Regions from separate parts of the Homo sapiens genome. Here region 2 is linked to region 1. A link is an interaction called in ENCODE POLR2A ChIA-PET data of the cell type or tissue named here. Cell type or tissue: IMR-90. All regions are shown on one strand. Each heading gives the region's core, and the rest is flanking DNA. Links, peaks and the distances in the headings are about the cores only.

What was found. Peaks named below come from ENCODE experiments on the same cell type or tissue, not always from the same donor. Only the 100,000 strongest peaks of a DNase experiment are listed, where the experiment ranks them.
Region 2: POLR2A ChIA-PET joins it to region 1 with 12 read pairs; 1 of 35 experiments calls an interaction of 5 or more read pairs at or near these places.

What each region holds. Positions count from the first base shown.
Region 1 is chr15:40,949,237-40,956,967 of GRCh38, reverse strand. CHAC1 (ChaC glutathione specific gamma-glutamylcyclotransferase 1) reads right to left here and starts at 3,497. Exons shown (of 3, transcript NM_024111.6): 1 at 3,154-3,497; 2 at 2,705-2,740; 3 at 456-1,595. The coding sequence starts at 3,384. The coding sequence ends at 1,194. RefSeq lists enhancers at 719-1,269, 3,695-4,288 and a silencer at 3,764-4,023. In IMR-90, for the core only: no CTCF peak of the experiment used is centred there; DNase peaks (open chromatin) are centred at 3,647 and 4,027; H3K4me3 peaks cover 2,903 bases; H3K27ac peaks cover 2,036 bases.
Region 2 is chr15:41,776,869-41,784,599 of GRCh38, reverse strand. The region is part of intron 2 of MAPKBP1 (mitogen-activated protein kinase binding protein 1); the gene reads right to left. Among named protein-coding and RNA genes, the nearest start is that of MAPKBP1, 6.2 kb to the right of the region's middle. In IMR-90, for the core only: no CTCF peak of the experiment used is centred there; a DNase peak (open chromatin) is centred at 4,119; H3K27ac peaks cover 1,047 bases.

The DNA.
Region 1 (7,731 bases), core at 1,501-6,500:
GCCTTAGAAGTTGTCATCACCCTACCCTAACCCACGTGCTCCTTTAGCAGGACACCAGGGTTCTGGCCTAGCTGTTAGGAAGAGGCAGCCGCTGGCCCTGCAGCTGGAGGAAGAGCTGGTCTGAGCTCCAAGCCTGCCAGCCTCCTTGGGGCAGCTGGGCAGGATGAGACAGAGTCCAGGTTGGTGGCAAGGACACTGCTCACAGGGCTGCCAAGTAGAGCATGAGCTGAATTCTGCACAACTCAGGGGGTACTATTTGCATGCGTAAGGCATGAACTGTACCCATGAGAGTGATGTCACCTGCTAATTCTGCCTGCCCAGCTGCCCCTCCTGGGAAGAGAGGGAAGGAGAGGAAGAGGGAGCCCTTTCCCCTCTTAGGAGCCTTCCAGGGCATCACCACCTCACTTGCCCCAAACCCCCATCTGAGAAAGAACCACATTCCGGCACAGCACAGATAAAGAGATAGTTTTATGGGTAACAGTATGGGACAGACTGGGAAGGTTGCCAGGGCCTGTAGTGATGAGCTTCCCAGGAATAGACCAACACACAGGCAGGAGTGGCCCAGACAGACAAGTAGATAGACAGACAGACAGAGGGACAAGAAAACAACCAAGTGGGTAAGAGGCCCAGGCCAGGCTCAGCAGCTGTGTCCAGGCATCAGCTCCAGCTCTGCTCTGGGGAACTGGTGGAGGAGAAGGGCTGGCCGGGGCCTCAGTCCTTACAGGGCTCCTTCTCCTCATGCCCTACTATCCCTCATCCAGCCTGCTGGGATCCTTGGCAGGTGGAATTCCCAGGGCTATGGATGGCTGGGCTGAGTGAGCAGAGGATCGAGGCTCTTGGAGACTCCCTGGGGAGGTGGAGGCCTGGGTGGTGTGGGGTTAGCAGCAGCACTGGGGGGAATCTGGTCAAGTTCCAGGATGGGGCCACTGCTCAGCAGGGCCCCTGTGTCCAGGGCAGGCCCTCCACCTGCCCACCACACCAACATGGTGCAATAAATAAAGTTTCAAGTAGTAAGTCAGTGTCAAGCAGGAGAGCTGCAGGCTGGCAGACAGGCAGGGACTGAGAAAGAGAAGCCTCCAGCCACCCACCATATCTGCTCAGTGGGCTCAAGCGGTCGCAAGTCTGTCTTGTGCACTGGAGTGGGTGTCTGGCCCTGATGTCCACATGAGCACTCCCCGCAGGGGCTCAGCCCCTCACACCAGCGCCAGAGCCTGCTCGGTGGGGCAGAAGCAGGGCAACATGGTGCCCACAGCGTCCACGATGGCTGCCAGGTGCTCGTCCTGCGCCTGAGGCCCACAGAGCTGCATGAAGTCTGCCAGACGCAGCAAGTATTCAAGGTTGTGGCCGGAGAAGCCCCGGCAGGCCAGGATCTGCGTGGCAATGGCCTCTTCAGGCGCAGGGCCCAGGTAACCAGGGTTCTGTGGGGTGGCCACATAGGCCAATGCCTTCAGTGGTTGGTCAGGAGCATCTTGGGGATAGAAGGTGACCTCCTTGGTATCGTAGCCACCAAGCACTGCCTCTCGCACATTCAGGTACTTCAGGGCCTTGCTTACCTGCTCCCCTTGCACTTGGTATGCCACGCCCCAAGTGCAGCCCTGGGAAGAAATAGGGACACCCGGGGTCAGTCATGACAGCTCCTTGCTGCTCCCTCTCCTATCCTAACATGCCACCCCCACCCAGGACTGTGCTCTATAAGGGAGGCTGTGGTCGGCTGATGAGCCATCTGGTGGCAGTACCTCAAGCCCTTGTACTCTCTTTGTTAAGAACAGTTGAAAGGCCAGGCGTGGTGGCTCATGCTTGTAATCCCAACACTTTGAGAGGCCAAGGCAGGTGGATCACTTCAGGTCAGGTGTTCGAGACCGGCCTGGCCAAAATGGTGAAACCCCATCTCTACTAAAAATACAAAAATTAGCCAGGCATGGTGGCGTACGCCTGTAACCCAGCTACTCGGGAGGGTGAGGCAGTAGAATCGTTTGAACCCAGGAGGTGGAGGTTGCAGTGACTTCAGCCTGGGTGACAAGGGTAAGACTCCGTCTTAAAAAAAAAAAAAAAGGCATAGTTGAGGCCAGGTGCAGTAGCTCATGCCTGTAATCCCAGCATTTTGGGAGGCTGAGGGTGGGCAGATCACTTGAGATCAGGAGTTCCAGACCAGCCTGGCCAATATGGTGAAACTCCGTCTCTACTAAAAATACAAAAATTAGCTGAGTGTGGTAGCGCATGCCTGTAATCCCAGCTACTCGGGAGGCTGAGGTGGGAGAATCGCTTGAATCTGGAAGGCAGATGTTGCAGTGAGCCAAGATTGCATCACTGCACTCCAGCCTGGGCAACAGAGCAAGACTCTGTCTCAAAAACAAACAAACAAAACAACAACAACAACAACAAAAAAAAAAAACAGTTGACAAAGTGGTCTAGTACCAGGGAAGACAGGATTCCTCCTCAAAGTGTGGTCCAGGATGTGGTGGCATCACCTGTAAGCTAGTTAGGAATGCTGTGTCTCAGGACCCATTCTCATGCTACTGAACTAAAATCTGCATTCTAACAAGATCCTCATGTGATTTGGTGAGAAGCACTGAGCTAGAACACGTTTCTACTCTGCCAGAGAAGCATCAGACAGAGCTAGCCTGCAGCCAAGAGCCTATGAGCTCTCTCTGCTGGTCCCCCTTCACACTGGGCCAGGGTTCCCCTTCATGATTCGGGCACTTACCTCATGATCTTCAAGGAGCGTCACCACACGGCCAGGCTAGGGAGGGAAGAAATATTTTGAAATAGACAAGTTAGAAATCAGCTCTGCCATCAGCAAGGAAACCTTTATCAATCCCGCTGACCCGGGCCTCCAAGTGCCCCACTCTGCATGCTGAGTCCCATTCATGCAGGGGAAGGTGGGGGAGCGATGCACGGATGTAGGAGAAACGTCCAGAAACACTGACATGTCAGTGGTCCCAGTTGGTGATCAACACAGGGATCCACAGGTTCACAGACTCCAGCCATCACAGTGATGCACTGGGCACATACATTTAAATGAGCCACAAACCCCAGACACAGGTTTACACATTTCTTTCTATTGGCCCAGAGAGCCCCGGACATTCCAGGGCACTGGCGCCCAGTATCCCGCCCCCAACCCCCTCACTCCCCTGGGCACGGTTGGATGCTCACCATCTTGTCGCTGCCCCGATGGAAGGTGTCTCCCTGCCAGAAACGGCGGCTGTAGCCGCGCACGAAGCCCACACGGCTGTCGCTGTAGGCGAAGTCGGGCCTCCACACCAGGGAGCCGTACCCGAAAATCCACAGCGCTTGAGGGTCGCCGTCGTTTCGGGGGAACTGAGCGGACGGCGTAGGGGACTGCGAGGTGGGCGGGGTGTTCGGGGCTGCAGACTCCTGCTTCATGGTGCCTGGCACAGGGATAGGCCCAGGCGGCCTCCGGGGCTGGTCTCCGGCGTGGGCACGGAAAGACCGACGGACGCACACACCTGGCCTGGCACCGCTCGGTAGCTCCAGCTGAGCGCCCCCCATGGAGGCGCCCTTTAAACCTTCTTGCCGGGAGACCACGCCCACCGCGGCCAGCTGCCGCGGTGATTGGGGTGGGGCAAATCCCCTTTTGGCCAATCAACTTCGGATTCTGCTTCTCACTTAACCGCGCCGCGGGCCCAGCGCGCCCGCTGATTGGTTCAGCTCCACCTCTGTGGCAAACCTGGCAGGAGTGATGCAACGGCAGGGGAGGTTTCTCCAGCGCCGGCATGCAGCAAGGGCGCCTCGGATTGCGTCAGGCGGCGGGCAGGGGGCACCCGCCGGGCCCAGGGCGGGCACCGGGCGGGCGTCTCCCCAGCCGCCCCCTCATGACCTGGGCCCCTTGGAGGTACGGCGAGCGAGTCCCAGGCGGTGTCAGCCCAGCCTTGCCGCTAGTGCATCTGGCCGAGTCCCTGCCAGCCTAGGCGGCACAGACTCAGTCCCAAGTCGAGTCCAGGGCACGTCCAGAAGGAGCGCTCTGGGCGTCGTAAACTTCCGTCTCTGGGGCCCCTCCTGAGATCATGCACTGCGGGAAAGCTGTCGGAGGCACCGTCCGCATTCCGCTCAAGTGCCTCACGCCGTTGGCCATTGTGAGCAAATGGAGAAACTGGGCCACGGGGCTGCAGGGGGTTCTGCAGAGACTGCGGGGCTGAGTTAGGTAGGCCAGGCGCCCGGAGCTTGCAGGCCTCACATGGGCTACGCCCCGGACCAGGTGTGGGACCCCTCGAGCCCAGGTAGGCTCGGGGAAGAGCCTGTTAGAGCGCTTGGACCGACCGGCAGTCACTTTGGAGGTGGTGGCTGCACCTGCGGAGAAAGGCTATAAAGATGCAAAAGCCAGGCTAGTCTTGCCCCCAAGGCGATGGGTTTAATTCTTCCTGGACGTGAGATTTTGCAGCAATGATTAATCCATAGGCACAAGGTTCCGGGAGCAGCGGGCAAGGAGGGCCCAGTGAGGCCCCCACAAGACTATGGCCAGCTACTGGTCTTCTCCCTCGGCTTCTGGCCTCCCAGCCGAGTCCACAGGCCGCCGGGGGTTGACCCAATACGCAGCAAGGGACTGCCCTCAGGGGATGTCACTGACTGTAAAAGGGAAACAGAGGCAGCTGAAGGCCTTCTCTCTAAACTGGCCAGGAGATGGCTGGCAGGGGCAATGTGCAACATGGCTTCTCATTCGATTCTAATTCAATATTTAAACTAAACGTGATCTTCACACTTCACATATTCATTCCGAAGGTGTCGCAGATATAAGTGGGAAACTTGCACAACAGTGTGTATAGTACAAAGCTATTTCTTTAAAAACAAAAAGTATTCGTGTAATAAATAATCTGGAAGAATATACCTAAACAGTTAGCAGAGGCTGGCACCAGAGGAGGACTTTCAGTATCAAACTTAAACAGTAATGAAAAAGTCTGGATTTTTACAGGGAGCATGAATTACTTTTCCAATCAGGAAAAAAAAAAAATTACCAGCAAATGGTCCTTTCTGGTTATTCCTTTCTTTTTCGCTTTCTCTCCATTTCCCACATTCAGTCTCCCTCTTCTCTTCTATCCTGTCCCCTTTCGTTCATATGAGCACCTCCTTTGTTGGTAGCTTCTTAGAAGAATGTCCTCTTTTCCACTCACCAGCTGTGGGTTGTAGTCCGGGAAGTGGGAAACTGGTATCCACATATTGCTGAAGTATCTGAATTGGCACAAACAACCCTTTGAGAAAGCAGCTTGGTGATACAAGTCAAGAATCACAAAATATCCCTGCCCTTTGACCCAATACTCCTTCAGGAAATTATTCAAAATACGGGAAAAGCCATATGCCTGAAGATTTTCAATGCATTGTTACTTTTTTTTTTTTTTTTTTTTTTTTTTTTTTTTTTTGAGGTGGAGTCTCTCTCTGTTGCCCAGGCTGGAGTGCAGTGGCACAATCTCGGCTCACTGCAACCTCCGCCTCCCAGGTTCAAGCGATTCTCCTGCCTGAGCCTCCCGAGTAGCTGGGACTACAGGCACCTGCCACCACGCCTGGATAATTTTTGTATTTTTAGTAGACACGAGGTTTCGCCATATTGGCCAGGCTGATCTCAAACTCCTGATTTTGTGATCCGCCCACCTTGGCCTCCCAAAGTGCTGAGATTACAGGCGTGAGCCACCACGCCCGACCTTTACATATTATAGCAAAAACAAAAGAAGAAAAACTACTTAAATATCCAAAATTAGCTAAATGTTTAAGGAAATTATGTCAATTTACCATTCACATGACAGAAAAATGTGCACATACACACACACACAAACACAAAGAAAACAACCTAAATACCCAGCAATAGATAATTAGTTACATAAATATGATATAGTCCATTAAATTTGTGCAGACATTAGAAACAATATGTATGTTGGGCCGGGTGCAGTGGCTCACGCCAGTAGTCTTAGCACTATGGGAGGCCAAGGTGGGCAGACTGCCTGAGCTCAGGAGTTCGAGACCAGCCTGGGCAACATGGTGAAACCCCGTCTCTTCTAAAAATACAAAAAAAATTAGCCGGGCATGGTGGCAGGTGCCTGAAATCCCAGTTACTCGGGAGGCTGAGGCAGGAGAATTACTTCAACCCAGGAGGCAGAGGTTGCAGTGAGCCAAGATCCCACCACTGCAGTCCAGCCTGGGCAACAGAGCACGAGTTTGTCTCGGGAAACAAACAAACAAAACAAACAAAAAAAACGTAGTAAACATGTGTATGATTGCATATTAAGGCAAAAATGCAAAATATAAATTTTCACATGAACTATGATTAAAACTTAAAAACAGTAACAATAAAGATAGGGAGGCAGCAAATACTAGTGTGTTGGGATTGTGAGCAATTCTTTCCTCTATTTTCCAAGTTTTATGAAAAGTAATTTTTAAATAATAATAAGTTAATTTTTGCTGGGCGTGGTGGTTCACACCTGTAATCTCAGCACTTTGGGAGGCCAAGCAGGAGGATCACTTGAGCTCAGGAGTTTGAGACCAGCCTGGGAAACATAATGAAACCTCATCTCTACAAAAAAATTTTTAAAAATTAGCCGGGCTTAGCAACATGCACCTGTAGTCCCAGCTACTCAGGAGACCGAGGCAGGAGGGTTGCTTGAGCCCAGGAGGTCGAGGCTGTAGTGAGCCATGATTGTGCCACTGCTCTCTAACCTGGGCAACAGAGCAAGATCCTGTCTAAAAAAAAAAAAAAAAGTTACTTTTAAAGAGTCATTAGTGGTTTTCTGGAGGGGGAGGGATGGATAGCATACCTGAAACATTTAGGGAACATTTTCATGATGCCCGTTCTCAGACCTCCTCCCACCCTGACCAAAGTCCCAGTGTTTCATAACTCTTTTGGCAATGTCCTCAATAACCTGATCTTGCTCCTGGCAGAGTCAGACACTCCCTCCTCTACACTCCCACAACACTTTACGCCACTGCAGTTTACTTATCTGTCCCTTCCAACTCGTGCTTACAACAGAAACACTCATTTATTATGTGTATAACATGTGCCAGGCAATTTGCTAAACGCCTTTACATCATCCATTCTAATTACACATTTCTTCACTACTTTGTGAGGTAAATATCATTTCACAGATAAGCATGCAGGAAAGCTAGGTAAACCCTGTTGGTGACGTGGCAGAAAGTAGTGGAGCCTGGATCTGAAGGCAGCTGGGCCAGCTCCAGAGCCTCCTTGCTGGGAATCGTTTGCGTCCTGCCTCTCACTCACCTGAGCACTTCCCCAGAGTATGGTTCATGGTTGAAGGCCCAAGAGAACCAACACAAGCCAGGCATGTGGAAGATCCTCCACAAATATAGGTAGAATAAGTGAGGCTATTGCTTGGAAAAGGCCAGGGCTATATCCCATGTCCTGTGTAACACAAGTTCAACCTTGACCCTCAAAATAGGAATCTCCACAGAAGCTGGCCCAGGGGATCTGCAATGTCTCCCTGGGAACATGTCTTTCCTGTTCCCATTCCTTGCTTATTCTTGCCAACAACATCTGTCTCTTTTCCTCCCAGCAGGACACTCCCAGGCAGCAAACCACTCACTTAGCTGGTTCCTCTCTGTAACTTCAACGGCAAACCCTTCCCGTCTTTCCTTCTAACGCCCCACAGGAAGGGGCCGCCGATGTCATACCCACAGAGGTGCCAGTTTATGAGCAGCGATGGGCCCAGGCATCACCTCCACCTTGCAGAGTCGCACATGATGTGCACGTGATGTGCACGTGGTGGTTTCCTT
Region 2 (7,731 bases), core at 1,675-6,674, 830 kb before region 1:
ATGTTGGCCAGGATGGTCTAGATCTCTTGACCTTGTGATCCACCCGCCTCGGCCTCCCAAAGTGCTGGGATTACAGGTGTGAGCCACCACGCCCGGCCCAGCTAATTTTTTTAAAAAAGCTTTTAGAGATGGGATCTTGCTATGTTGCCCAGGCCAGTCTTGAACTCCTGGCCTCAAGTGATCCTCCCGCCTCAGCCTCCAGAGTAGCTGGGGTTACAGGCCCAAGCCACTGTGTCCAGCTCATATTAACTCTTGAGAAGCTCTTTTCACTAGCCAGTTCTAGGTTTGTCATGAGGCAGTATCTCAGTGACAGCTGCTGTACGGGCCTTACAAGAGAACCCAAAGCAGCCTGGAGAAAGAACATCATAAGCAGAAAGGACATGTTGAGAAAAGTCAGCAGCAGGTTATTATGTTATATGAAAACAATCATGGCATACAAAGATACTGTGCCCTCTCAAACAGAAGCCAACCAATGAATGTCAGGGTAATGGAGGTAGGCCTGCATGTTACAAGTTTAGTCCTGACAAGCAGCTGCTTGCTTTTCTCCAAAGCAGTAGCGTAGAGGTGCAAGAATCAGAGTTTCTTTTTTTTGAGACGGAGTTTTGCTCTGTCACCCAGGCTGGAGTGCAGTGGCGCGATCTCGGCTCACTGTAAGCTCTGCCTCCCGGGTTCACGCCATTCTCCTGCCTCAGCCTCCTGAGTAGCTGGGGCTACAGGCACCCGCGACCACGCCCAGCTGATTTTTTGTGTTTTTAGTAGAGACGGGGTTTCACCATGTTAGCCAGGATGGTCTTGATCTCCTGATCTCGTGATCCACCCGCCTCGGCCTCCCAAAGTGCTGGGATTATAGGCGTGAGGCCAAGAATCAGTTTCTGAGCATGCTCCCAGCTACGCGCCCACAACTGCAAACTGCCTATGGGCTGTTCTCCATCCAATCCATCTGGCTTGGGGCTCCCTCTGCTCAGGACAAACTGAGGGAGTACAGGGAAGCAGAGGCCTTTAGACCTCATACTTTTGCACCTATAATGTTATCACAATGCCTATTTGAGATAAGAAATAAAAAGAACAGACATTCGAGATTAGGCAAGACAAGGTACTTGCTCAAAGAACTTTGCAACCTGGAGCCAGCATGGCCACATGGAGTCAGGCAGGCAAGTGACCTCATTTCTGCTCATGTTCAAATTAACTCATCAACCAACTGTCATCATCCAGGTCAGCCTGGACATGGGACATTTTAAGTCCATTTTTTCCCAACTGGAAGAGGTATTTCCACCAGCTACTCTCCACAGCTTCAAAAACAAGGTCAGTTGTATGCTAACAAGAGATAACAAAACAGTGGAATTCAGAGGAAAACAGGGAGAGACCTGAAAGAGCACCTCAAGAGCATGAGCTACAAAATCAACCAGCCAACAAAGAGCACAACAGTTTGAAGCCCCATGATACCCACACACAAAAACAACCAAGGCATCCGTCGGTCTGCCCTTCACTCCCCAACCAATCCCAAGAGAGAAGCAGCAACCGCTTGTGGCTTCTGGTCATCTGGAACCACACAGCTGCACCCTGCCAACCTGACATTCACATACCCACAGAACCAAGGTTGCACAGTTTCTGACAAGAACAGGCAGCAGAAACAAAAGTTCAGGAAATCTGGAGCTGGAGGTGGGAAGAGGAGTAAGGATATAGATGGACAAGGGTTACTGAGTGATGGATCTAAAATAATAGTCTGAGAAATTCATTAAATTGACTTTTATAAGGAATGTTGGGGACAAAGTATTTTTTTTTTAAGGAACTGTCCCTTTTTTTTCCCCCTCTTTGGGAACTGTCCCTTTTTCTAAGCTGAGTGCATGATGTGCCCTTTGACTATGGCAATACTAGGCACACTTCTGCAGTCAGTGCCATGCTGTGCACATGAAGGCTCCCTGGGAGGAATGCAGAATAAAGATTAAGTGTGGGCCCTGGAGTTCAGAAAGCCTCTATTTGAATTCTTGCTTAGCCACTCACTGGCTATGTAACTACCAGCTACTCACCTGACCTCTCTTATCATTAGTTTTCTTAACTACAAAATGGGGTGGTAATAGTATTTATGGTAGACTTCTGTAAAACTTGAATAAGATAGTATATGTAAAATGCTTAGCACAGTGCCTAGTACATCCTCACCCACCCTGATGACAACATTCGCATCACGTCCCTCAGAAACTGCCAATACCTTACCATTGTTCTATTTTTTCACTTGGGCAGTGGTTACACGGGGAAATCATTTATCATTATTTATAATACAATATTATATTTGTACACTCTCTTAATGTCTGTTGTATTTCATAATTTTTTTTTTTTTTTTTTGAGACAGAGCCTCGCTATCTCCCAGGCTGGAGGGCAGTGGCGCGATCTCAGCTCACTGCAAGCTCCGCATCCCGAGTTCACACCATTCTCCTGCCTCAGCCTCGCGAGTAGCTGGGCCTACAGGCGCCCGCCACCACGCCCAGCTAATTTTTTTTTTTTTTTTTTTTGTATTTTTAGTAGAGACAGGGTTTCACCGTGTTAGCCAGGATGGTCTCGATCTCCTGACCTCATGATCCGCCCGCCTCGGCCTCCCAAAATGCTAGGATTACAGGCATGAGCCACTGCGCCCGGCCTGTATTTCATAATTTTTTAAAGTCTTGTTTTCTTAAGTGCTAGCATCTGTAACAGCATCAGCCAAACTTATGAAGAAAAGACCAGAAGAGCCACTAAAGGAAGATGGGTCTCAAAGGCTGATGAGAACTGTGATAAATAAGGAGCAACACTCAAATCCTGAACCACCAAATAAACTTTCTTCTCAGGATTTCTCCAAAAGAACATTTGACAAAGTGGAAAAAAAAAAATCAGCCATATGGTTTCACAAAGGGTTGTTCTAAGATCTTCAAGTAAATTAAAATCTCAATTATAAACAGAGGGGCAGACAGTTTTTGTTTGTTTTTAAGATGGGGTCTCACTCTGTTGCCCAGGCTGGAATACAGTGGTGCCATCATAGCTCACTGCAGCCTCAAACTCCTGGGCTCGAGCAATCATCCCGCCTCAGCCTCCTAAGATGCTGGGGCTATAGGTGTGCACCACCATGCCCGGCATAGCAGGGAAAGGAAAATATCTTTAGCTTCATTACAGTTTTAGGAGGAGAGATAAGGCATATAAACTTTAAAATCCCAGCAAGAAAAAAAAAAAAACAAAAAAACCCACAGCATTGTTTTACCAAATAGGGAAGCAACCAAAAAAAGCATTGCACACTTTTGGAGGCCGAGGCAGGCAGATCACTTGAGGTCAGGAGTTCGAGACCAGCCTGGCCAACATGTTGAAATCCTGTCTCTACTGAAAAAACAAAAAGTAGCCAGGCATGGTGGCACATGCCTGTAATCCCAGCTACTCGGGAGGCTGAGGCAAGAGAATCACTTGAACCCGGGAGGTGGAGGTTGCAGTGAGCTGAGATCACGCCACTGCACTTCAGCCTAGGTGACAGAGTGAGACTCTGTCTCAAAAAAGAAAAAAGGAAAAAAAAAAAAGCAAAAAAAAAGCATTGCAAACATTGTGACAAAATGAGAGGGGGGAATTTACTCCCTTGAAATCTAGGAGGAGCTATCCATACTGTAAACTCATTCTTCTGTTAAGTGTCCTTCAAAACCAGAGGAAAATAATGTGACCAATGAAGAAGCACTGGACCTGTTGCTATAACTGTTGAAAGGAAGGAAGGAAGGATTTGGAAAATCTGGACATTCAAAAATACCAACGCTAAAAATCCACACTACCCAGTCTGGCTGTCATACTCACTTTTATTTCTTGCCTTCCTCACCAACTTTTTTTTTTTTTTTTAAGGTAACAGAAGTTAAAGTAAAATCCACAAATGGGGTAATAAACACCCAAGAAGGTAGGCAGGTCTCATTCTATACCTCTACTGAGAATTGCTATGAAAAGGAAGCTGCCAGAAAACCTGGCTTTGTCCTGCATTAAACAATGGAGCCCAGAGGAGACGCTTAGCCTGGAGCAGTGGGAACATGAAGTATAATATAACAAATCCTTCTGAAAACACTGTAGCTTTATTTCTTTAACAACACTGCAGTCTGAACATGAAGTAAAACCAACGGATACTCTGAGGATGAGTGGGACAGACCATGTGCTCAGAGAAGCTTAGTTTGAATAAACATAGCCCCAATTTCAAACCTTGGACTGTTTTCTCCAAACAAAGGGTCAGTGATAACAGCATCAAGCCCAACTTCAGACTCAGAGGGTTGGTGGGGAGGTTACAGATGTCAGGCTGAAGCCTCATTTCTACCTGTTTTTTCATCAGTCAAGAAATGAAAATACACAGGTGACAAATGAAAGACATTCAAAATACCAGCAGGAAATAAGACATTGACTCAAATCCAAGAAGGGAACCTGCCCTAAATTGCAAACTGAAAGAGAGAAAAACTTGGAAAGCAGTAGTGCTCTTCCACTTTGAAATGAGTGAGGCCAAGTAGGTGAGAGGAGGTTTCGAAAGACAACTCCCAGCCTGAAGAGGCTGGGCTATTTTTAGACAGTAAATGAAGAGGTGTTGGGTCCAGGGAGAGAAGCATCCTCTCTCTCCAGTGAGAATCACTTTGAAGGCTGAGGGCAGCTGCAGGCACCGGAAGGAGGGATGAAATGGTGATCAAAGAAACAAAACTAGGAGAACATTGACATTTTTCATTGTATACCACCTGTTGTGAGGATCTCAAGACACTTCACAAGCCTTATTTCAAGAGACCTCAGAGACAGAAAATTCAACAAGAGCTTTGAAGGTCATTCACAAAGGCTGGTGAGGGGCATAGCTGCTGGCCACAGGGACATCCACTCTTAGTCATCTATTCTATGTGGAGAACTCAGAGCGTGTGTATTGAACACTAAGAAATGACTGGAGCCTGGCGCAGAGGCAAGCACCACTAGTCCCAGCTACTCAGAAAGGCAGGGGCTGGGCATGGTGGCTCATGCCTGTAATCCCAGCACTTTGGGAGGCTGTGGCAGGAGGAGCCCTTGAGGCCAGAAGTTTGAGACCAGCCTGAGCAACATCGTAAGACTCTGTCTCTACAAAAAACAAAAATAACTGGCCGGGCGTGGTGGCTCATACCTGTAATCCCAGCACTTTGGGAGGCTGAGGCAGGCAGATCACGAGGTCAGGAGTTTGAGACCAGCCTGACCAACATGGTGAAACACCGTTTCTACTAAAAATAAAAAAATTAGCCCGGCGTGGTGGCACGCGCCTGTAATCCCAGCTACTCAGGAGGCTGAGGCAGGAGAATCGCTTGAACCCGGGAGGCAGAGTTTGCAGTGAGCCGAGATCACGCCACTGTACTCCAGCCTGGGCAACAGAGCAAGACTCCGTCTCGAAAAAAATGAGTATGTTTCCCCAATACCAAATCATATATGCGTTCAAACACTGAGCAAAAGCTGAAATTAGAGTATTGCCACTTTTTCTCCTTCATGAAACCCACCCAACCAAACTCTTCTTAGAGTCACTTCTCAAAAGGCTCGAAGTACCACCACACAACTATACAGGAAAAAAACTTGGGGAAACAAATAGAGAAAGAAGAATTAGATTTACAATTAAAAAAACACAACTAGAAGAAAGTCATCTTACCCATTGTTTCCAGAAGGAATAATATAACCTAGATCAGATTAATGGCTCTTAAGGAGGAGGACGATCTCAATACCTCCTTCAGTTACTTTTTAAAAATCTAGCAACCCTCCAGCACAGACAATCCTTTTGTAACCCTAACTTAAATCTTGCCTGCTGGGCTTTGGTCCATTTCTATCCTTTGTCCTTGAAAACAAGCCCAGCTCCCTCCACATAAAAATCTTTCAGAAACTTTCAGAGGAGGAGGGTTAGCTATCAAGAACACATACATTTGCTTCTTAAGGAAAACACAGCCCAACTTAGAGATGAGAGGCAGGAAATGACAAGTCTACAGGATTTGAACTTGGGTATTTACTGATAACTTCAAGTCACACTTCACCAAGACTAAGCTGATTTAGCATAAAACTTTAAATCAGTCTTTTCCAATGTACTCCACTGAAGAGACTCCCCTCCCTCTGAAAAAGCTTAATAAAAATCTCAGCACTCATCTACTCTTTGATGTAACTTAAATCTCCACCTCCACTGGCTCTCTCACACCAGCTTTTAGCCATATTTTTAACTAGGTCTCCCCTGAATTAAGAACCCTTTACTGAGCACTGCTTTCTGCATACGTGGACTTCTTCTCTCTTATGTTCTTCACACCTAATTAGGCTGCATCTCTACTTCTTTGTCACCATTTTATTAATCGTAGTTTTGATCTCTCTTCTAAAGAGGTCATAAATTCCTCCTGATTATTTTATTCACCTGGATGTCCAAGTTTATCCCGCACTATATTTGACATCTTTAAATTAGTCTCATTTATTTTTTTTAGTACTTACTGCCTATCTTACACTGTCCTAAACGGTGTGATGTAAAGGAAATAAAGAGCATGACCCCGATCCTTAGGAAATGAAGACATACATAAAATAACAATAAGATATTGGTTTCAAGGTGGGGGACTAGTCACAGAAAGCCCTGTGGCTCTGATAAATACAGAATTGGACCTAAAAATAAGTGTACAATTTGGTGTAAAGGAGAAGGCTACTTTAGATAGAAAGAACAGTATAATTCAAAGCAGGAGGCCATCTGAAGTAAGAGCTGCATAAAAGCTTTCTGACATTTCCTTCTTTGCCCCCCAAAAGGGGCATGTACCTTTTTGTCTTCAAATTTTATTTGAGAATTAGCTATCCATGAATCACAAATTTCCTGTTATCATGATTACTCACAGCCACCACATGTTAGAGCAACTCACAGAGCTTAATACACTAGAGTAATCACAAGGCAGGCTTTTAGAATAATCTCAGGTAGAGACCTTTTACTAAGGAGTGTGGGGAGTCTGGCATCTCTAGGGTCCTGGGCGCACAAAGACAGCTACTCCTCTTGGGTGCTAAAGATATGCACCAGTCATTTTGCTGCCAGACCATTCAAGGGTCATTCAACTTCAGCTAAGTATTTCTTTCATACACAGCTTCAGGACAGACAAAGCCATCTAAAGCAGTCTGAAGCACTGAATTCCTATTTTAAACAGGGAATGGTAAATGGTCTTGCCAGGGATGCCCCTTTTCCACTGTTTTCCTGGAGAGCTCTTCTCCACCTGCCTTAGGACTCACAGTTCAAGCATCCCTTCCTCTGTGAAGCCTTTCCTTTTTTTTTTTTTTTTGAGACGGAGTCTTGCTCTGTTACCCAGGCTAGAGTGCACTGGCAGGATCTGAGCTCACTGCAACCTCAGCCTCCCGGGTTCAGGCGAGTCTCCTGCCTCAGCCTCCCGAGTAGCTGGGATTACAGACATGCACCACCACGCCCGGCTAATTTTTGTATTTTTAGTAGAGATGAGGTTTCACCATCTTGACCAGGCTGGTTTCGAACTCCTGACCTAGTGATCCATCCGCCTTGGCCTCCCAAAGTGCTGGGATTACAGGGGTGAGCCACCATGCCTGGCCTGTGAAGCCTTTCCTAATTCCTCTGAACTGACTTAGGTCGCCTCCCCTGTGCTTCCATTAACAACGTACACATACTTCTACAGCAGCACTTACCACACCGTGTTTTAATTGTTTACATGTCTGACTAGCCATAAGCTCTTTGATGGCAAGGGTAATGTTTTACCCATCACTGATTGCACACTTCATAGGCAC